2 separate regions of the Homo sapiens genome follow, and region 1 is linked to region 2. The links are chromatin loops, found by intact Hi-C in ENCODE. Cell type or tissue: Caco-2. All regions are shown on one strand. Links, peaks and the distances in the headings refer to the core of each region. The heading gives the core; the rest is flanking DNA.

What was found. A loop is a pair of places that touch in the nucleus more often than their neighbours do. Peaks named below come from ENCODE experiments on the same cell type or tissue, not always from the same donor. Only the 100,000 strongest peaks of a DNase experiment are listed, where the experiment ranks them.
Region 1: a loop joins it to region 2, with 7 times the contacts of the local background. A loop is called at or near these places in 1 of 110 quality-filtered maps.

What each region holds. Positions count from the first base shown.
Region 1 is chr2:223,904,066-223,914,965 of GRCh38, reverse strand. It overlaps WDFY1 (WD repeat and FYVE domain containing 1), which reads left to right. Exons shown (of 12, transcript NM_020830.5): 3 at 2,640-2,713; 4 at 8,965-9,019. Among named protein-coding and RNA genes, the nearest start is that of WDFY1, 36 kb to the left of the region's middle. In Caco-2, for the core only: no CTCF peak of the experiment used is centred there; a DNase peak (open chromatin) is centred at 6,355; H3K4me3 peaks cover 203 bases.
Region 2 is chr2:223,739,634-223,750,533 of GRCh38, reverse strand. No RefSeq gene overlaps it. Among named protein-coding and RNA genes, the nearest start is that of AP1S3, 92 kb to the left of the region's middle. In Caco-2, for the core only: no CTCF peak of the experiment used is centred there; a DNase peak (open chromatin) is centred at 5,793.

The DNA.
Region 1 (10,900 bases), core at 4,505-8,504, 160 kb before region 2:
TCCTGTGACTTGACAGAGTGATCAATAAGCCAAGCCTTAGTATATTGCTATATGCAGTCCAATTGTGTTCTATAACATTACCTCACATAAAAAAAAAACTTTCAGAATCTGCTTTAGCTGAAGAAAAATGGTAACTCTTGGCTTCTATCTTTACTGTGTACTTCATGCCTTTTTTTGGTAATATAATTTTATGAAACCATCACAACAGCTATGCAAGGCAGATAATATTTTTACCATTTTGTGAATAAGCAAGCTGAGGTTAGAAGGGTTGATTGCTTGTCATTGGAATTCCAATCCATGCTCATCTATGACTCCAAACCTATGCTTCTCACCACAGTGATGGGTAGGTCTACAAACTTTTTATGCAAAGGGCCAGACAGTAAACATTTGGACTATGTGGGCCAATCTCTGTGGCACTTACTCAATTCTGCCTTCCTATCATGCAAGGAGTCATAAACAAGACATAAATATTGCATGTGAGCAATCATAAGTTATATATAAATGTAGCATGCAAGCAATCATAAATGAAAGGGTTTATGTTCCAAAGGAAAAAAAAACTATTTATTAACAAAACATGCAGTCAGCTGAATTTGGCCTTCTGGTGTGATCCAAAGTTTTAAACATTTGATTTTGGACTGCAGTGATGGCTTTTTAAAAGTTCATTGACTTGGCTGGGCATGGTGGCTCATGCCTGTATTCCCAGCACTTTGGGAAGCCGAGGCAGGCTGATCATTTGAGGTCAGGAGTTCGAGACTGGCCTGGCCAACATGGTGAAACCCTGTCTATACTAAAAATACAAGAATTAGCCTGGTGTGGTGGTGGCTGCCTGTAATCCTAGCTACTCAGGAGGCTGAGACAGGAGAATCGCTTGAACCCAAGTGGCGGAGGTTGCAGTGAGCTGAGATTGCGCCACTGCACTCCAGCCTGGGTGACAGCAAGACACCATCTCAAAAAAAAAAAAAAAAAAAAAAAGCTAACTGATTTGAAAGATGATTCCTATTTTGCTTTATATCCAACCCCTCCCCTTCTACATTAAATTTATATTGCTTATCTCAGTTAGAAACCTCCTTTCTAGGGAGAGAGCCAGGATATTACTATATAATACAAAACAAACTAAGGAAGCCTTTTTTTTCTTTTTGAAATGTTATAGTTGTCTAGCTTCATAAAATTACCCAGCACTTTGTAATTTTTACACAAAAGAGGGATTTTACATATTTATGTTGTTTGTTATAGGGTTGGGCATTAAAAAAATTGAAAAGAAGCTTAAAACTAATGCATTTAGTGCCAGCTAGAAAGCAAGCAAAAATGATGACAGTGAATCTCTGAACGCATCAAAGCATGATTTGATTTGTCAAAGATAAGTGTATGCATGGTTTATTAAAGAACATTTTGATTGTATAAAGATATGTATATATATCTTTGTGGTCATAATACTTGATCGTTCTTTTAATCTCAAACATCACTGTGTCAGATAAGGGTATACAGGCTCATAGTCAATTCTAATTGTTTTGTGCACAATTTCAGTACGTACCTTTCAGAGCCAACTACATAGTTCTTGGATGCAACTGAAACAGTCTCTATGGTCTGATCATGCAGTTAGCTATGTTTTTGCTTTGGGGTACGATCCAGTATTATAGTTTACTTCCTTCCTTTGGTGAGGATATCACCCTACTAGAGAGAGAGAACTTTATATTCAAATGGTGACTTCATTTAAAAGACGTTTTTTCTTTTATCTTTTTTTTTTTTTTTTTTTGAGATGGAGTTTCACTGTGTTGTCCAGGCTGATCTCAACTCCTGGCCTCAAGCAATCCTCCTGCCTTGGCCTCCCAAAGTGCTGAGATTACAGGCATGAGCCACCCTACCCACCCGTCTTTTATGAGAAGTTTTATTCCAAAGTGAATTCAAATTTGTTTGTTTTGTTTTGTTTTTCCCTAGCATGCATTTCCTTGTTTTGGTTCTTCCATTGCTAATTAAAATTCCTTAGGCTGAAACAAACCCACATTTTTTTTCCAAATGTTCCAATTTATAAATCACTTTAATTCTAATTTTTGGTAAAAGACAATTTAGAATTTCTCCTTTCTGAAACTCATTCTCTAGCCTGTGATTTCTGGAAGAGGGTAGGGTAGAACATGGAAGGAGGACAAGGAAACCTGTCTGCACTTCACAACTCACATATGCCATATATCTGCACCTCACATATGCTCACTTATGCCATAGAATGGGAATTCTGGTGCTGGGAACCCATCTTTGCACAGCTACTCTTTGACATTTGATGGGAAGGGTGGCAGGGGCGGGATGACCTCCTGAGCTTTTGGGCAGCAGGTCACACACTACAAGCACTGGTCCCCAAGGCTTGCCAGACTACAGGTAGTACTTTCAGTCAGATGAAGCTTCATGCTGGCTCACTTCACCCAGCATTATAGAAACAACTGAGAAGATTTGTGAAATCAAGGTTTTAAACTAAGACAACAGAGAGAACTTTAATAACATTTTCAATTTACGTAATTTGTATAAAACGTTTTTACCCTCTTTCTGTGAACCTAAATTATATAGTTCTTATCATATAGTTCTTAATCACTTTGAAGAACAACTTAAAGTGCTTAGCTTTGCTGGTAATGTGGTCTTTGTCTTTCTGGCAGCTCCTTGCTCTGCTATGGCTTACCATCATGACAGCAGACGGATATTTGTGGGCCAGGATAATGGAGCTGTAATGGTAGGTAGCTTTTAGAATGTATTTATTGTATTCTTTATATTATATTCTTTATATTGACCTCCCATGTCCCATATTGGCCAGTTAACTTTGGATTAACAATGGATGCTCGATTGTTTGGCATGAAAAATGTTTAATTTAGGCCAAGCACAGTGGCTCACATCTGTAATCCCAGCACTTTAGGAGGCTGAGGCGGGCGGATCGCTTGAGCCCAGGAGTTTGAGACCAGCCTGGGTAACATAGTGAGACCTCATCTCAACGAAAAATCAAAAAAATTAATTGGTAGTGGTGCATGCCTGTGGTCCCAGCTGCTTAGGAGACTGAGGTGGGAGGATGGCTTGAGCCCAGGAGGTCAAGGCTGACAGCTAGCTGAGATTGCACCACTGCACTTTCGCCTGGGCAGCAGAGGGAAACCATGTCTCAAAAAAAAAAAAAAAGTTTAATTCAGTATAGATATTAGGTCAAAAATGGATTAAATTATTGCTTAATTTTAAACTAGTTCCTTGGAGCTCAGAATGCTGTCGTAATTGATAGCTGGGTGCTCGGGCTGACCCACAGATCATAGCCTTCATAGAGTGAATACGTCACCTATAGCAGCCCCCATCCCTTAGCCGTGATGGTGGAGAGCCTCTGTCACTCTGTGTGTGTGTGTGTGTGTGTGTGTGTGTGTGTGTGTGTGTGTGTGTGTGGTCATTCAGCTAGCAACTCACAGAACTCTTTAAGGCAATACTTCTCAAACTATCTTTGGCAAAGGACCTGATATTCAAGTTTCTAGTCTGTTATAGACTGGCATTTTTGTGCGTCAAATTGTATGCATACATTTGTTTTTTCTTAATTGAAATATAACTTAAATAACATAATTATATTTACCATTTTAAAGTATATAATTGTGTGGTCTTGTAGCATATTCATAAGATTGTGCAACCATTACCACCATTCTCTAATTCCAGAATATTTTCATCACCCCTCCCTGCAAAAAAATCCCATACCCATTAGCAGTCACTCTCCATTGCCCCTTCCCCCAGCTCCTGGAAATCACTAATTTACTGAATCCAAGGATTTGCCTATTTTAGACACTTTATATAAATAGACTCATACAATATGTGTGGCCTTTTATGTCTGTCTTTCACTTAACATAATGTTTTCAAGGTTCATGCCTGTTTGAATTAATTAATTATTTTTGCAGTGGAATAGCATTCTATACTGCATTTGGTTGATCCGTTTATTAGTTGATAGACATTTGGGTTGTTTTCACTTTTTGGCTATTATCAATAACGTTGCTATGAAAATTCATGTACATGTTTTTGCATGGACATATTTTTTTCTATTCTCTTGGGTATGTATACCTAGGAGTGGAATTGCTGGGTCATATGGTGACTATATTGAACTTGTAAGCAACTATGAAACTGTTTTCCATAGTGGCTGCACCATTTACATTCTCACCAGCAACACGCAAGGTTTCCGGCTCTCCAAATCCTTGCTAACACTTGTTATTTTCTGCTTGTTTTGTTTTGCTTTGTTTTTGTTATGGTCATCCTGGGGGGTGTGAAATGGTACCAGATTGTGGTTTTGATTCGCGTTTTCCTAATGACTAGTGATGTTGAGGATCTTCTTAGGTACTTGTTGGTCATTTATATCTTCTTTGGAGAAATATCTATTGAAGTCCTTTGCCCATTTTTAATAGAGTATTTTTTAATTGTTGAGTTGTAAGAGTTTTTTTCTGTATGTTAGATACTAGACCCTTATCAGATATATGATCTGCAAATATCTTCTCCTAAGAGCTGCCTTTTTACTTTTTTTTTTTTTTTAAGTTTGGTGAAGTCCAATTTATCTTTTTTGTTTTTGGCTACTTAAGCTTTAGATACCATATCTAAGAAACTATTGCCTAATCCAAGGTCATTTATATCTGTAAAGATAGGTGTAAATCAAGATTTACACCTGTATTTTCTTCTGAGAGTTTTATAGTTTAGCTTTACATTTAGATCTTTGATTTATTGTAAGTTAATTCCTATAGTGGTATCAGGGAGGGGTTCCACATTTATTCTTCTGTATGTGGACATCCAGTTATCCCAGCACCAATTGTTTAAAAGACTATTTTTTTTCCCCCATTTAAGTTTTTTGGCATCTTTGTCACAGAGCCAGCCAGGCAGAGAGCCAGGGAAGAGTTTCCAGAAGTCAATGTTATAGTGGCTTGATGGTGCAGGGCTATATAGGGAGGGCACCCTAGGGCGATTGGAGAATTGGGCAGAGGCCGGGTCATGCAAGGTCTTGTAGGTCTGGGTAAAGCTTTAAATTTTATTGTAATTGCAGTGAGAAGCTGTTAAAGTGTTTTCAGCAGATGAATAGCATGATGTAATTTACATTTTTCGAAGATCACCCTAGCTACTGGGTAGAGAACAGATTGAGGCACGGCCAGAGTGGCGGTGGGAGAATCAGATTGTTTTAGCGGCCTGGGTGAAGGGACAGTGGCCATGAAGAAGGACAAATGGATGGACTTGAGTTGAGATAAGTCTTGGAGACATCTGAGATAAGTTGGCTGTGTAGAGGAGAGGAAGAGAAGTCAGATGACAGCCAGGTTTTTGGCTTGAGCAGCTGGGTAGGAAGTAGTATTGTTCGCTGAGAAGGGTAAGGCTGGGTGGGGGAGGCAGTTGGAGGGAGAGGGGACAGTGAGAGCCAGCCTAGTTTAAGATACCAGTGAGCTTCCAACTGGCCATGTGAAGTTGGCACAGGATAAACAAAACGAGTCCCGGAGAGGTCTGGGCAGAGGGCATCATCATCAGGTCATTTTTCAAGCCACAAGAATGACTGTGAGTAGCTGGGGAGGGAATGAAAGAAGTCAGGGCCCAGACCTGCTGCCTAAATAATGACACTGTTTTGGAGTGGGGTCAAAGGGGAGGCCAGCCAGGGAGGAGGGGAAATGATGATCCTTGAGTGTGACTTTAAGGGGCCCAGACCACGTTATGTAAGCTGAATTTCCTGACCTTGCATAGTCACGCCAATCATTGAGGGAACTTACTAAAATACAGATTCCCCGGCTCTATGCCAGACCTAGAGCTTCGGAATCACTAGGGAGGGGCCTGGGGATCTGTACAATAAGTAGCAAGTCCTCTAGATGAACCCTAGGGTCAAGTGCTTTAGGGAAACTACATGGTTTTGCTAAAACCTCTGAGGAGCAGGAGCAGGTTTCTGGTTTTTGTGAGCTCAGAAATTTGTAGCAGGCTTTGAAGGGACAAGGCTGAAAGTGCAGGTGCCAGTTAGGAGGCTGCCTCCGGACCCCAGTGTGAAATCATGAAATACTGGGGTGGTGATGGAGAAGAGGCTGTGGCCTCAAGAACTGTCCGGGAAGCAGGGCTGGGTGTGTGAATAAAGGTGTGTGTTGAAATAGGGAGCAGCTTTAAGATGACTTTCAGGTTTCTAGCCAGGAATTAGCTGTCTTCAGAGACAGAAAAGATGCTGATCTTTTTTGGGGAAAGGTGATGAGTTCAGTTTTGAGAACCGACCTTGGGTGTGTGTGCTGGAACCTCAGGGTTTGGTCTGGGCAGGGGTTGGGAGTTCCCTGAACATAGACGTCAGTGGAAACTACAACGGTGGCTGCCGTGAACTAGAGAGAGCAGGTACATTGAGAAAAGCAGAGGGCCAAGGTCACATTCCTAGGGAAATGTCAATATTTAAAGAAAAGCCAGAGGACTGGGAGCCTAAAGGAGAGACAGGAAGAATGGGCAAAGTGGGAGGAGAGCCAGCCAGGACAGTGCAGCCACGGAAGCTGGAGGGCAGTGAGTTTCAGGGAGGAGGTGAGTAAAGGTGTCAAGGGCAGGAGGGAGAGGATGAAATTGGGCCTGGCTAGTGCCTTTGGGATGGCACGTAGAAGACAGCTGCTGATAACAAGAAGAGCCTTTCCATGCAGTGGGGTAGCCCTGGTGAGCCATGGACTGAAGTGTGACTGGGAGATGTGGGAGCCAGAGAGCCTGAGGGTAACCAGAGTGGTCTGGTCATTAGAGAAGCTTTTGGCTGAGAAGGGGTCAAGGAAAGTAGAAGTATAGTTATGAGAGTTTCATTGTTTTTATTTATGTATTTATTTTTTAATGAAAGAAGCAGCCTTGGACCAGGTGTGGTGGCTCATGCCAATAATCTCAGCACTTTGGGAGGCTTAGGCAGGAGGATTGAGCCCAGGAGTTAGAGACCAGCCTGGGCAATATTAGTGAGACCTCATCTCTACAAAAAATAAAAAAATTAGCTTAGTGTGGTGGCATACCCATATAGCCCCACTACTCAAGAGGCTGAGGTGGGAGGATCACTTGAGCCTGGGAAGTGGAGGTTACAGTGAGCAGAGATTGCACCACTGCACTCCAGCCTGGATGGCAGAACAAGACCCTGTCTCAAAAGAAAGAGAAAAAAAAAAAAATAGCAGCAGCAGCCTTGATGTAAGGGCCGAGAAGAAAGATCCAGTGGAAGGGACAGGCTCCCTGCCCATGCAGTTCACACAGCAGCAGGCGGCAGGTGAGGGTGCTGGAAATGCATGACACAGTAGTGAATGCTGAAGCTCTCCGTTTTAGCTTTCAGAAAATTTTATAGGAATATCATCATGTGCATACACACATATAATGAGAAGCCACTAAGTACAAGCTTCATATAGTGCAGTGGTGCAGTGTTGGTGCATTTATCTCCCTAGGGACCCTTCTTGTGGCCTTCAGTTCAAGGGGAGACTGTCATTATAGGATGGCACATAAGAACTGTTACAGTTGTTCAATGGAAAGGGGCAATGCAAATCCAATTTAGCATTAGTTAGCAATTGATCAATTGCTCTTCCACTGAATACAGATTAATATATACAGTGCTGATACATTTTTTCTACTTTACAAAAACAAGATGGAAAACAAGAAATCTGTATTCTTTTGTGTGCTTTTTTCCCCCCTCACTCTGGTCTGTCAGCAATTCATAATATCCATGTCAATTTAGCATTGATCAATAATAGTATTCTTGGCTGGGCACGGTGGCTCATGCCTGTAATCCCAGCACTTTGGGAGGCCAAGGGGGGTGGATCACTTGAGGCTGTGAGTTCAAGACCAGGCTGGCCAACATGGTGAAACCCTGTCTGTACTAAAAATACAAAAAAATTAGCCGGGTGTGGTGGCATGCACCTTTAGTCCCAGTTACTCAGGACTCTGAGGCACAAGAATCGCTTGAACCCAGGAGGCAGAGGTTACAGTGAGCTGAGATTGCATCACTGTACTCCAGCCTGGGTGACAGAGCGAGACTCTGTCTCAAAATAATATAATAATAATAATAATAATAATAATAATGGTAGTAGTAATTCGTGATTTTTCTTTAGAGTTTTATCTTCATAGCTTTAGTTGAGGTTGATTTTTTTGCAATAAAACACATGTACTTTAAATTTCTTTTCCAAGTTATAAAGTATTACATCTATAGAAAGTTTGGGGCCAGGTGCAGTGGCTCACGCCTGTAATCCCAGCACTTTGGGAGGCTAAGGTGGGTGGATCACCTGAGGTCAGGAGTTCGAGACCATCCTAGCCAACATGGTGAAACCCCATCTCTATTAAAAATACAAAATTTAGCTGGGTGTGGTGGTGCACTTCTGTAATCCCAGCTACTTGGGAGGCTGAGGCAGGAGAATCACTTGAACCCAGGAGGCAGAGGTTGCAGTGAGCCGAGGAAGCAACAAGAGCGAAACTCTGTCTCTAAATAAATAAATAAATAAATAAAATTTGGAAAATATGGGATCATAAAAAGACAAAAACCACCCACAATCTCAAAATTTCTCTTTTGTTGTTGTTGTGTTTGTATATTAAATAGGTGTACTTTCCCCCACTAAATTGCTGAGCTACCCAGTGCCCTGTTTTTACTGTAGCTGAGAGCTCTGTTAGTGAGGGGTCTTTGCAGTTTTGCTTTAATATGCAGTGTCTTGAGGGATTTTTTGTGTCACTAAGAGAATAAAGTTTTGTAGTAGGAGGGAGAAGGAATATGGAGTGCTGATCTGGGCAGGAAGAAGTGGACACAAATCCCATGCTGATCAGCAGCACTTACTTTATTCAATTCGGTCTGTTCTCCCAAACAATGTTGGCCTGAGGACAGGTCTGGTGAAAGAAGCAATTCATATCATTCCTAAATAACTCGCCTTAAGTCCTAGGTCTTGTGATAATCATTTTTGGATTTTACTTCATTTTTGAAAGTCAAGTTTCTGTTGTTTTTTAAAACCATAACTCTTTTAATTTTTTATTTTGTGCATTTGCTTTTAGGAATTTCACGTTTCTGAAGATTTTAATAAAATGAACTTTATCAAGACCTACCCAGGTAATTATAATACACATTATCTTGCGTACACATACATGTAGACATACACAAAACTAGAACATCATCTCTTATGATGAAAATTAGATTTTCACATTAACTTTTTAGTTTTGTTACCCCCACTATGCAAGAGACTTGTCTTTTAGTGATATTTCAGCTTTTTCTTGCTCATTAACATTTAAAATTTTGTATATCAGGCACATGTATCAGATTTAATTAACCATTCTTTTATTATTGGATATGTGTACTGCTTCCATTTTTTTTTTGATAACACACACTACTCTTCATACATGTATGTGTGTGTATATAACTGAGTGTACAATTTTTTGATATGTGTATACACATTGTGTGTGTGTATTGAATAAGTATATACACGTGTGTGTGTGTGGGTATTCTCCACTGTTATTCTGACTCTAATCCTATAATTCATTGTTTCTATTTTATTTTGTTTTGTTTAAATGGAGACGAGGTCTCAGTATGTAGCCCAAGCTGGTCTCGAACTCCTGACCTTAAGTGACCCTCCCACCTCAGTCTCCCAAAGTGCTAGAATTCAGGTGTGAACCACCACACCTGTCCAAATTCTATAATTCCGATTATTTAAGACAAATCCCTAGGTGCTCAGTGAGGAATTTTTTTTTTAAGACAAATTCCTACAAAGTGGAATAACCGGGTCAGACATTAAAAAGTTTTTTAAGTGCCCTAGATTTATTTTGCAGACTGCTTCACAGCAATAGTGCAAGTTTTTACAGTCTGCGAATGGCAGCTGAGAATACCTGTTCATGAAGTCTTCACAACATGGCTGCCTCATAATTTCTTTTTCCTGTTTTATAGTCAAGAAAGTTCTCAATTTGAAAATGATTTAAGCTTTATTTAATGTTGACCATTTGTTGTCTTTTCTGAATGTCCGTTTATGATTTTACGCATATTCCCAGGGAGCTGGAGTGTTTTCTAACTGAATTGTAAGCACTTTTCACTACAAAGCTATCAATACTTTGTGGCATCTGTGACATATACCTTTTTTTCAGTTTTTACTTTATTTTGTAAATTTCAATATTTTAAAACTTAACAAAAGCAAGATCCCAATGACAACTTCAGATTGAAGTTGCAAAACTAAAGCATTTTGATTAAGTTGTGGATTCCCATCAGAGCAATTAGCTGATTCCCAGAAACTTCACCAGAGGACATGACATTTAGCCTCATTTTATTCACTCTATATTTCTAAAATTTTATACTTAATGCTTGTGGATAAAGGTAAAAATTAGAGTGTAGATGTTTTACGTATGTGTTGTTCATCTTGGTGAAATGTGGTCTAATAATAGGATACTTTAATAAGAAGGCCAAATTGCTTTTCCCTACATATTGTTTCACCTGTTCCAAATTTAAAATAGGAGAAAAGCATCCAGGCACGGTGACTCACCCCTGTAATCCCAGCACTTTGGGAGCCTGAGGCAGGTACATCACTTGAGGTCAGGAGTTTGAGGCCAGCCTGGCCAACATGGTGAAAACCCGTCTCTACTAAAAATAACAAAAATTAGCTGGACCTGGTGACACATGCCTGTAGTCCCAGCTACTTAGGAGGCTGAGGCAGGAGAATCGCTTGAACCCGGGAGGCGGAGGTTGCAGGGAACCAAAATCGCACCACTGCACTCCTGCCTGGGCAACAGAGCGAGACTCCTTCTCAAAAATAAATCAATAAATAAAATAGGAGAAAAGTGATATAACAATGACCATACATTTGTCCTTGGAGTATGTTGGTCAGGGAAACTGTTTTGTAACAATGAATGATAACACTTTCCAATCTTGCACTGAGTAATGTACTAGCATTATGGTGTTATTATAACACCAGAAGCAACTTTGAATTCTCAGCCATCATGTGCAGGTTTA
Region 2 (10,900 bases), core at 3,978-7,977:
GAGGAGGGACTTCTCATATGTTTCAGAAGGAAAGGAGAGAACAGAGGAAGAATACATTTTTTGCTGGTCTTGAATTTGCAGCCTCTCTTGAAGGTTGGTTCATTCATGGTGGAATTATGGCCAGTGGAATGTGGGTTGAAGTAACCCATGCCCACTGCAGGTCTGGCTCACAAAACTCTCCCATATGAGACCTCCATTCTTTGTTTACAGCTAAACAAAAAGACTCCAGGACCCAGAGAAGGCAGAGCCATGAGATGGGAGGAATCTGTAAAAAGGCTGTCAGGAAAGCCAACCAACTAGGACAGCCAAACTGGACTAATATATGCAACAGAAGTCAACCTCTATTGTGTTACGCCACTGCACTGGGGTTGTTACAGCATTGAGCATGCCCCAATGCACAAAAAAACTGTGCGCTACCATCAGGAGGATCAGGATATATGAAATCAAGTTTATTTACAGAAAGTGCACAAATAAAGCACCCTTTAGAGATAACACAAGCGACTATCTGGAAAAGGGTGGATAATAAGCATGATTGGGAAAGCAGGCTTCTAAGAAATAGATACCAAAATGTAGAAGTAGAAAGATTGTGATGTTGCCATTCACACATCATGTCAGTTTTGTAGAGGCACAAATTGGGTCCCACGGGTTATCCTGCACCTGCGTACAAATTTTGTTTGACTGTCACTGTATAAAAAAATTGAATCAATCATGTTATTTCACATACAGTCTTTTGTTTTTCTTGGAAAATTTTAAGAGCTGGCAATATTGACCCTGCACTTCTATATGGCAAGAATCAGCTGGAGCTAGAGGGTTGCACTGCTGTTTCCCACAGCCCCCACCTCTGCACCTGCCCACTTCTCTGGGCATTTTCTTTTCTTTCTTTTTTTTTGAGACAGGAGTCTCACTCTGTTACCCAGGCTGGAGTGCAGTGGTGTCATCTTGGCTCACTGCAACCTCTGCCTCCCGGGTTCAAATGTTTCTTGTGCCTCAGCCTCCCAAGTAGCTGGGATTACAGGTACGTGTCACCACTCCTGGCTAATTTTTGTATTTTTAGTAGAGATGGGGTTTCACCATGTTGGCCAGGCTGGTCTTGAACTCCTGACCTCAGGTGATCAGTCTTTCTCAGCCTCACAAAGTGCTGGGATTACAGGCATGAGCTACCATGCCTGGCCCCCTGGGCATTTTCATTTGACCCCTATGCTAGATTTTTACCCTGCTTCTGTGGTTGCAGGTGCAGCCCCTTAGTTTGCCTTTTGAGACCCTCCATGATCTGAGTGCTTCTGTACTTTTAAATCACATACCCACCCTCCTTCACAGTTCCTTCAGGTTGATGTATGATTCTCTTCTTGTTGGCTGTTGCTTGTTCTGTTCATTCCTTTTACCTAAATGTTGTTTGCTCCATTTCCCTATATCCAGATTCTTTAACACCCAACTCACGTACTACTGTCTTCCTGAATCCTCTCTCATTCCATTCTTTCTCCCTTCTCTGAAATCCCTTTGCATTAAATCTATGCCTCACAAGGTACTTAATTTATCACTTTTAATGTTATATTGCAGATATTTAAATATAAATTACCTGGACATAAAAAGTCCAGGATGAGTGGGAGGGCTGTGTGTGTGTGTGTGTATGTGTGTGTTAGAGAGAAATAAATAACTTTTCTGAGTCTCCTAATGGTCTATTGATATCTTACATACATTGACACAATTTCTCATAGCTACTAGATTAGAGTCTAAAACCTCTCCTTTAAAAAGATGTATTTTTCTTTTTTATTTTTTTTGAGACAGGATCTCACTCTGTCATCAAGGCAGGGGTGCGGTGGTGTGATCTTGGCTCACTGCAACCTCTGCCTCCCAGGCTCAAGTGATTCTCCCACCTTTGCCTCTGGAGCTGGGACTACAAGCACATGCCACCATGCCCAGCCAATTTTTGTATTTTTTGTAAAGAGGGGTTTGTTTGTTTTTTTCTGGCTGGGTGCAGTGGTTCAAACCTGTAATCCCAGCACTTTGGGAGGCCGAGGTGGGTGGATCACCTGAAGCCAGGAGTTCGAGAGCAGCCTGGCCAACATGGTGCATGGTCTTTACTAAAAATACAAAAAATTAGCCAGGCATGGTGGCAGGTACCTGTAATCCTAGCTACTTGGGAGGCTGAGGCAGGAGAATCGCTTGAACCCAGGAGATGGAGGTTGGAGTGAGCAGAGATCGCACCATTGCACTCCAGCCTGGGCAACAAGAGCGAAACTCCATCTCAAAAAAAAAAAAAAAAAAAACAGAAAGTTTTTTTTCCATGTTGCCAAGACTGGTCTCGAACTCCTGAACTCAAGTGATCCTCCCACCTCAGCCTCCCAAAGTGCTGGGATTACAGGCATGAGCCACTGTGCCCGGCCAAAAGGTACATTTCTTTTAATACTGCCAAACTAGAAGATTTTTGAAGAATCACAAGAAGTTCTTGAATCTAGTAAGTTGTATGATCATTTCTAGAGTATATCATCAAATAGTTTATTTTTAATCAAGAGAGTTTTTACTGTCTCTTATGTTGTCTTGAATCCAGAAGTAACATTAAAATATTGTACTTCTGAAGCATGATAGGATTCCAACATTTCAGGTGACAGGTGACACTCTACTGTCCAGGACCTTTTCTGTTCTGTCTACTACTGGGTCCCTACCACCCATAGCAGTGCCTGGCACACAGTAAGATATCAGTAACTGCTGAAAGTTGAGGAACATGGTGATTACTTGGTTGCTGCTGTTCTTGTGATAGAATGATCAAAATTAAAACTGAGCACTTAGCAGTGGCACCATGAGGATGTGTTTTCTTTCTTGGGAAATAAAAATAAGAAGTTTGGAAGCAGAAGTTAAACTGCCACATTTCCAAGCCAGCCTTCATTCAATACCATTCACGTGCATGACACACCAAGCTTTTATGTTGAAGCTATTCATCTGGGTGGGGAGCCCATTGCCAAGACTTGCCGGCATAATGAAAAAGAACCTGATGGCTTGTTGATGTGATTGTACAAGGAGGAACAGGCTTTTCAAAACTATGATTCAAGTCTACCCAAATATGTGCACTTTTTGTATTTTTAAATGTGTCATGTGGATTATGATTTTAGTGCAAGATTATGATAGGGGATCACTTATTAAGATTAGAAAACTTTTTGATTATTATTATTTCCAAGTCATGAAGTAGAAAGCAGTGGCATGCTGATTTCGCTCTGTCTCTTCAGTCTTCCTTTTGCCCTTTGCTACAAAAATGTGTTGACTTTCTCTTTAGATACCATGTGAGATCTGTGTAAATGCAAGTGATGTGAAGATAAAGCCTAGGAAGGTGTATCTGTAAACAAAAATGGAAAAATACCCTTAAAGAAGCTTAACTGTAGCTGAAAGTGATAGTTACCAGGAGAATGATTGACTACCAAGTATATTGTATACTAGACCTAGGTAATACATTATTCATAAGGGACAGGAAAAGTAGTTTCCCTCCTTTCCTCCCTCCCTTCCTTTTCCTTTTCCTTCCTTCCTTCCTTCCTTCCTTCCTTCCTCCCTCCCTCCCTTCCTTCCTTCCTTCCTTCCTCCCTTCCTTCCTTCCTTCCTCATTTAGAACAGATGAGCAAGTGAGGAAGAACAGATAATAGTAAAAGAATGATATTTCATGTTGATAAATGTAAAGATTCCCTATATGTTTGATTCACACACTTTGTGCTCTTGTTTATATATGGAAATGTAGTGAAACAAGAATTTAGAGTGAACAATGCAAAAAAGGGCTGAGAGCCAAGTTAAGGCCCTTTATACAGTATTGACTTCTCTCAATTGTTCTTTTTTTTTTTTTTCCTTTTGAGATGGAGTCTTGCTCTGTTGCTCAGACTGGAGTGTGGAGTACAGTGGCGTGATCTCAGCTCACTGCACCCTCTGCCTCCCGGGTTCAAGTGATTCTCCTGCCTCAGCCTCCTGAGTAGCTGAGACTATAGGCATTGACAACGACACCCAGCTAATTTTTGTATTTTTAGTAGAGACGAGGTTTCACCCTGTGGGCCAGGCTGGTTTTGAACTCCTGACCTCAAGTGATCTGCCTGCCTCGGCCTCTCAAAGTGCTAGGATTACAGGCATGAGCCACTGCACTCAGCCATCAATTGTTCTTAATAATTGCCTTTTAGTGACAAAGGCAAATTATAGGCTGTAGAAAATTAGGCTTAGTGATAAAGGGTCCATGTTATAACCAAGTGTTTCCTTTGGAAGTGTATACTATGGGAGTGGCTCCTTCACTTGCTCCCAATAAAAATCACACTGCAAAAACTAACACTTAGAAAAATAAAACTCCACAGAAAATTGCTTGGGAAATCACACTAAACAGAAAATTGATTGTATATTTAGTAAAAATTGCAAATATTAATATTTAGAAAAATAAAACTGAACAGAAAATTGATTGGGAAATCATAGTGGCATCTCTCTCTCTCTCTCTTACTCTTTCTTTCTCTCTCCTCCTTGTCCTTAGAGAAAGCAGAATATTCAAATCAGGACTGCTGCCTGTGGGCAGTCTGCCCTATACCAGGGCTTCCCAATCCATTTGCTATGCTATGTGGTGTGACATGAATGCAGTGCAGGTGACCTGAAGGTATTGATCCTTTGTCCCCAGAGGAGCCTTTTTTCTTTTCCAAAGGAAATGTACCAAAAATAGGATTATTTTCTATGAGTACCATGACATAAAAAGGTTGGGATGCTGTGCCATAAACTACTTTCTAACAACTAGCCTTACAAACTTGACCCTATGCAGAAGATTTAGAAAAGTAATCGGATTAATATGACAGTCCAAATGCACTGAGCTGTCGTGCATGTCCTGAGCCCTCCACCTGGAATATCCTACCTTTTTGTCTCCTGCCTTGGGAATGCCCCACTCACTGCTGACCTGGTAACTTTTGGTCACCATCCAGGGCTCAGCTCAGTGCCAGCTCCTGTGAAACTATCCCCATGACTCCCTTCCCCAGCATTAATGGATTTTATTGGGTACCACAGGAGCAGAGAACACCGTGGCTCCTATATATGTGAACCTACATGGACAACAGGCCATTTCTCCCTCAAAAGTGAGCTTCTGCAAGGCAGAGGCTGTGAGCTTATGTTGCTATTCAGATGGATTACTTAATGTTTATTACATCAATGCTTTTGTCACACTTTCAAATTCACAAGGAAGGAAGTGCATTCAAACCATAGCCATGGGTTTCCTACCCACCACATCCCCACATCCCCCTGGATACATTTAACTGTAGAGTCAGGGTCCTGCTGTTTCTTTTGGTCCTTGATTTATTCATTTATTTATTTTTTTGAGATGGAGTCTTGCTCTGTAGCCCAGGCTGGAGTGCAGTGGTGCCATCTTGGCTCACTGCAACCTCCGCCGCCTGGGTTCAAGCAATTCTCCTGCCTTAGCTTCCCAAGTAGCTGGGATTACAGGCATGCACCACCACACTCAGCTAATTTTTTATATTTTTGGTAGAGACAGGGTTTCACCATGTTGACCAGGCTGGTCTTGAACTCCTGACCTCAAGTGATCTGCCCGCCTTGGCCTCCCAAAGTGCAGGGATTACAGATGTGATTAACCATGCCCAGCCTTCCTTGATATTGTTGATAGAGCCATTTGAGGAGATTTGTTTTTCTTTGCTGACAACCTGTACCGGAAACGGTTAACTCTGCATGTCTAGGTTGCTCAAGCTCTGCACATTTAAAAACTTGCCTCCAGAACTGGCTGGCTCTTGAGACATAACGTCTGAGCCCCTGGAATGTTTTGCCTGATAAGAGTGTTCTGCATACCCCAGCCTTGGGCCATGCTGTGTCAGTGTGACCAGATAGGTTGATCCTAGCTTTGTGATTTATGCCAAACACTGTCTTTGCTCTGGGTGAGGGGGCTGGAGTCTGGGTAGCTGAGGTCAGTCACATGGGTGCTGCATGCCTAGGTAACTGGTGTCTAGGTAAAACCAAAAGACACCGATGTTTGGTGAGCTTCCCTGGTTGGCAAAACTTTGCATATGTTGCCACATGTTGTTGCTGGGAGAATTAAATGCATCCTCCTGTGACACCACTGAAGGGAAGCTAGAAGCTTATGCCTGGCTTCTCCTGGACGTCCCCCCATGTGCCTTTTCCCTTTTCCTCATTCTAATTTATATGCTTTCACTGCAATAAACTGTAACTGTGACTATAATGGCTTCAGAATCCTGTAAGTCCTTCTAGGGAATCATCGAGCCTGAGGGTGGTATTGGGGACCCCCGACACAACCCAATTCAGATGCTATTGTTCAGTAGTTTGGTATGTGAAAACAATTATGGAGGCCAGGCACGGTGTCTCACGCCTGTTATCCCAGCACTTTGGGAGGCCGAGGTGGGCAGATCACCTGAGGTCAGGAGTTGGAGACCAGCCTCCAACTCCTGAGACCAGGAGTTGGAGGTCAGGAGTTGGAGATCACCTGGCCAACATGGTGAATCCCCGTCTCTACTAAAAATACAAAAAATTAACCAGGCATGGTGGTGCATACCTGTAATCCCAGCTACTCGGGAGGCTGAGGCAGGAGAATCGGTTGAACCGGGGAGGAGGAGGTTGCAGTGAGCAGAGATCACACCATTGTACTCCAGCCTGAACAACAAGAGTGAAACTCCATCTTAATCAAAAAAAAAAAAAAAAGAAAACAGTTTGGGTACCAGGAAGGGGACAGTTGGAGGGAAAGTCTGGGAAGGTGTTTTGGGGGCAGAGTGCAGTGGGGTCTGTGAGAAGGTCAGGCCTTCTCAATTTCCTGGGATTATGTGGTGAGAGCCAGAGTTGACATGGCTGAGTAAAAGCTCTCAGCCAATATTTGAAATTAGTACATTTCAGGCTTTGTTTCTTCTCATTCAAAACGTATCTCCATATTCCCAGGGGAAGGGGACAGTAAGCAAAGGGTTAGTATGTATGACTGGCAATTTTGCCGATTTGAAGGTTCTAACTGCCCAGGGCAGCTTGCCCATCAGCCTTGCTAGGACTGCCCTGCTGGAAGCAGGGACCATAGACTTGCATGGGACTGGTGAGAGGCAGGCAGGCTTGCCCAGCCTTGTTGGCTGCTTAGCCTTTCAAGGCCGTGGGAATTGCTTTACAGAGGCCATTTAACAACATTTCAAAATTAGCACCTAGAATCCCTTAGTTAATTGATAAGGTGGGTTTTGGACCTGAAGTGTTGGGGTTCATGACCTGACTCTGTCCCCTGCCAGCCGTGTGGCTTCTGGCAGGTAATTTCTCCCTGCCTCGGTTTCCTCATCTGTGCTCAGGACAGGGTCTGGCACCTGGTAAGTGCTCAACAAATGTTAGCTGCTGTTCTTGGTTTCTCTTCTGGATCTCTCTGATAAGCAGCAAAAGCGCTATCCTAACCCTATTGTAGGGAAGAGGTTTTATGTTGCCTAAAATAGCTTCATTGAAGAAAAAGGCCCAGAACTGGGGCACCATTTTGTAAGCTGGTTATAGAAATTGCACTTCAAGGCCAGCCACAGTGGCTCATGCCTGTAATCCCAGCACTTTGAGAGGCCATGGCAGACTGATCACTTGAGGCCAGGAGCTTGAGACCAGCCTGGTCAACGTGGCTCTACTAAAAATACAAATTTAGCTGGGGTGGGGGATAGAGGGGAATGGAGAGCATGGGGAGGATGGGGGGTATAGGGGGGTTGGTGCATGTCTGTAATCCCAGTTGCTCAGGAGGCTGAGGCATGAGAATCGCTTGAAACCAGGAGGCAGAAGTTGCAGTGAGCTGAGATCTCACCACTGCACTCCAGCCTGGGAGACAGAGCGAGACTGTCTCACAAAAAATAATAATAATAAAAAAAAGACATTGCACTTCAATACCATTTATTACATAGTATATTCAAAGGAGAGGGTTTCTTTCTGTAAATAAGTTGGGGTGTGTTTCCCTGGTGGTCTTCCTCCCCCACTTCCCCGTAGGCTCTATCTTGACTCCCTTCCGCTGCTTTCAGCTGGGAAGGACAAATTCTTGCTTCACCAAACAAAGCAAGTATAAGGCTAATATCATCCCTGATGCCAAATGGACAAATCTGACAAAATAGGAACTAAATCATAGACAAATTCTTAGGTTTAAGATAATCTCTTCTTTTGACATATTCAGAATAACCCCAAAATAAGGCTCATTTTTGTCCAGGTTCAGAAGGCCACAGACCAACTGTGATCCCTGAAACAGAGTAGTCCAAGTGTGCTGAGAGTCTGATGTGACCTGGCTACCTTATAAGATATAGCTAGCCGGTCCCTCCACAAGACAGCAAACAAGGCATAATATGGTATTTTATTTCTCTGGGGCCATGGACTCCATTTTCAAACTCTTAAAAGATTAAGCAATATTGGAATGTTTAAAGAAATGAATAAAAATCCCTAGCAAAATTTCTTTGTCTTTAACAAAAATTCAAATGGTATTCAGAAAAAATGAAAAGTAAACATAATATCCAATATTGGATGACACAGGTAAACAGCATACATTGCGGAAGAAGAATTTGTGTGTGTAAAAAACATTATAATGATCATGCCTGTTTCCCCAGGAATTATGAGACTCTAACTCAGGGATCTGCAAATTATGGTCCTTGGACCAAATCCAACCTGTGGACTATTTTTGTATGGCCAGCCAGGAAGGTAAGAATGGTCTTTACATTTTCAAAAGGTTATTAAAAGAGGAAAGAGAGGAGGAGGAAGGGGAGGAGGGAGGGAGAGGTATAAGAGAAACTCCTGTGTGTTCAATGCAGATGTTGAATAAACTGTACATTTGAAACTTGTTGATATTCTGCCTTAAATGGAAAGAACTTCGCTTAAAGGAAGAGGCCCTTATAGCTCCTGATACCTGTGCTCTTGCTTTTAGGACACTTATAGCAGGGAGGTGACACCAGGGTCATACCGTCTAGCCCAGGATACTATTTTCTCCCCTCTTGAGGAAGCTTCTCCATTTCCTGGAAGCCTGCAGCACCCCTTCTTCCACATTCTGCAGAGCATGGTATGGATACGAGGCATTCTTATGCTCTTTAATTGATTTATATGTCTTTCTGAAATCAAGTACTATAACGTATTGATACGGTGGGAGGGGGGTCAGGGAAGTGCTGGGTAGAAAAGGGCAGGGTTACTGGCGAGGGCTCCACCCTCAGGCCTGTGCCCACGGACCTAAGTGAGAACAGGCACTCCTGTTTTTTTGTGCCCAAATGTTTCATTTTCCAAGACCACTCTGGCCTGCCACACCCCATTCCTGTGCCCATATAAACCTGCAACCTTAGCGGGCACACATACAAGTGGTTGAACATCCAGAGAAGCAGAGGAACACACCAGCAGACACCAGCAGACCAGCAATGTTGGAACACGTGGCAGAGAAACAGAGAAGGGGAGTTGGCCAGGGGCAGTCAGAGGAAAGTCCAGCTGCTGGGTGGCCTGACTCCAGGGGAAGACCACCTTCCCACTCCATCCCCACTTCCCACTCCCCACCCATCTCACTGACAGCCACATCCACCACTGAATAAAACCTAGCACTCATCCTTCAAGCCCATGTGTGATCCAATTTTTCCAGTATACTGGGCAAGAACTTGGGATACAGAAAGCTGTCACACTGGCCGTCTGCCCTCTTGATAAGGCAGAGTGTCTAATTGAGCTGATTAACACAGGCTGTCTGCAGACAGCAAAGCTGAAAGAGCACACTGTGACACACACCCACTTGGGCTTTGGAAGTTGCAGGCACCCACTCCTAGACGCTGCTGTGGCGCTGGAGCCCGAAGGTGCCCCCATGGGCTCTGTACCTGCCCATCTGCACACTCCCTCTAAGGGTTTGAGCAGCAGGGTGGCTGAAGGAGTGAGCCACACCCCTGTCAAACGTCCTCTGAGGGTGGTAAGAGAACTCTCCCATTTCAGCATGTTCCATAGATCTCATTGCGTGTGACTTTTGTGGTTATTTCTGTAGAAGTCTGGCTTCAGAGTCTTGGGCAGGAATATAATCAGGGATATATTATGTTGCATTGAAAAACATCAGACATAGCTTTCATTGTTTGCCCCACTGCTTGTTGTTTTAGTGTTTCCAATGCAGAAGAACTTGAGAGGAATTTCCAAACCCAGGCCCAATGCCTAGCGATTTCTTTGGGATGAAGCACAGTACAGCTAAGATAAAAATCAGATCTATCCCCTCTGTTGCTGTAAACCCCACAGTGGTCTCTGTTGCCCATGGGATAATGTCCACTCTTCTTGTTGTGGAACCAGATATATATATATCTGGTATAAATAAAACCAGATATATACACACACACATATATATATATGGTATAAATTAAATTAAATTAAAAAAATATATATTTTAACTTAATTTAAAGTTCCAGGATACCTGTGCAAGACATGCAAGTTGGTTACATAGGTAAACGTGTGCCATGGTGTTTTGCTGCACCTGTCAACCCATCACCTAGGTATTAAGCCCCACATGCATTAGCTATTTATCCTGATGCTCTCCCTCCCCACCCCCGCTCAGCGGCCCCAGTGGGTGTTGTTCTCCTCCCTGTGTCCATGTGTTCTCATTAAGAACTAGGTCTTTTCATGCTTTCTCCTTCCTTTCTGATCCCAGTACCCCACATCCAGCTGTGTCCCTAACATAGGATGTGTTTTCTTCTTTCTGCATTTTTGTATGTTTGAGCTTGTACATCACCTCCTCAGAGAGCTGTTCCTTGATCACCCCAGTTCAGTAGCAATCTGTCTCCCCACTGTCACTGTCTTGCCCATAACCCTGTTTTATTTTCTTTATAACACTTACTTTATTTGAAATTATTCCATTGGTTTGTTTTGTTGCTTACCTATTTGTTCATGTATTCATGCATTTATTGCATTTGTCTTCTCCCTCTCTATAATGTGTACTTTTTGAGGGCAGAAACTCCATATCTGC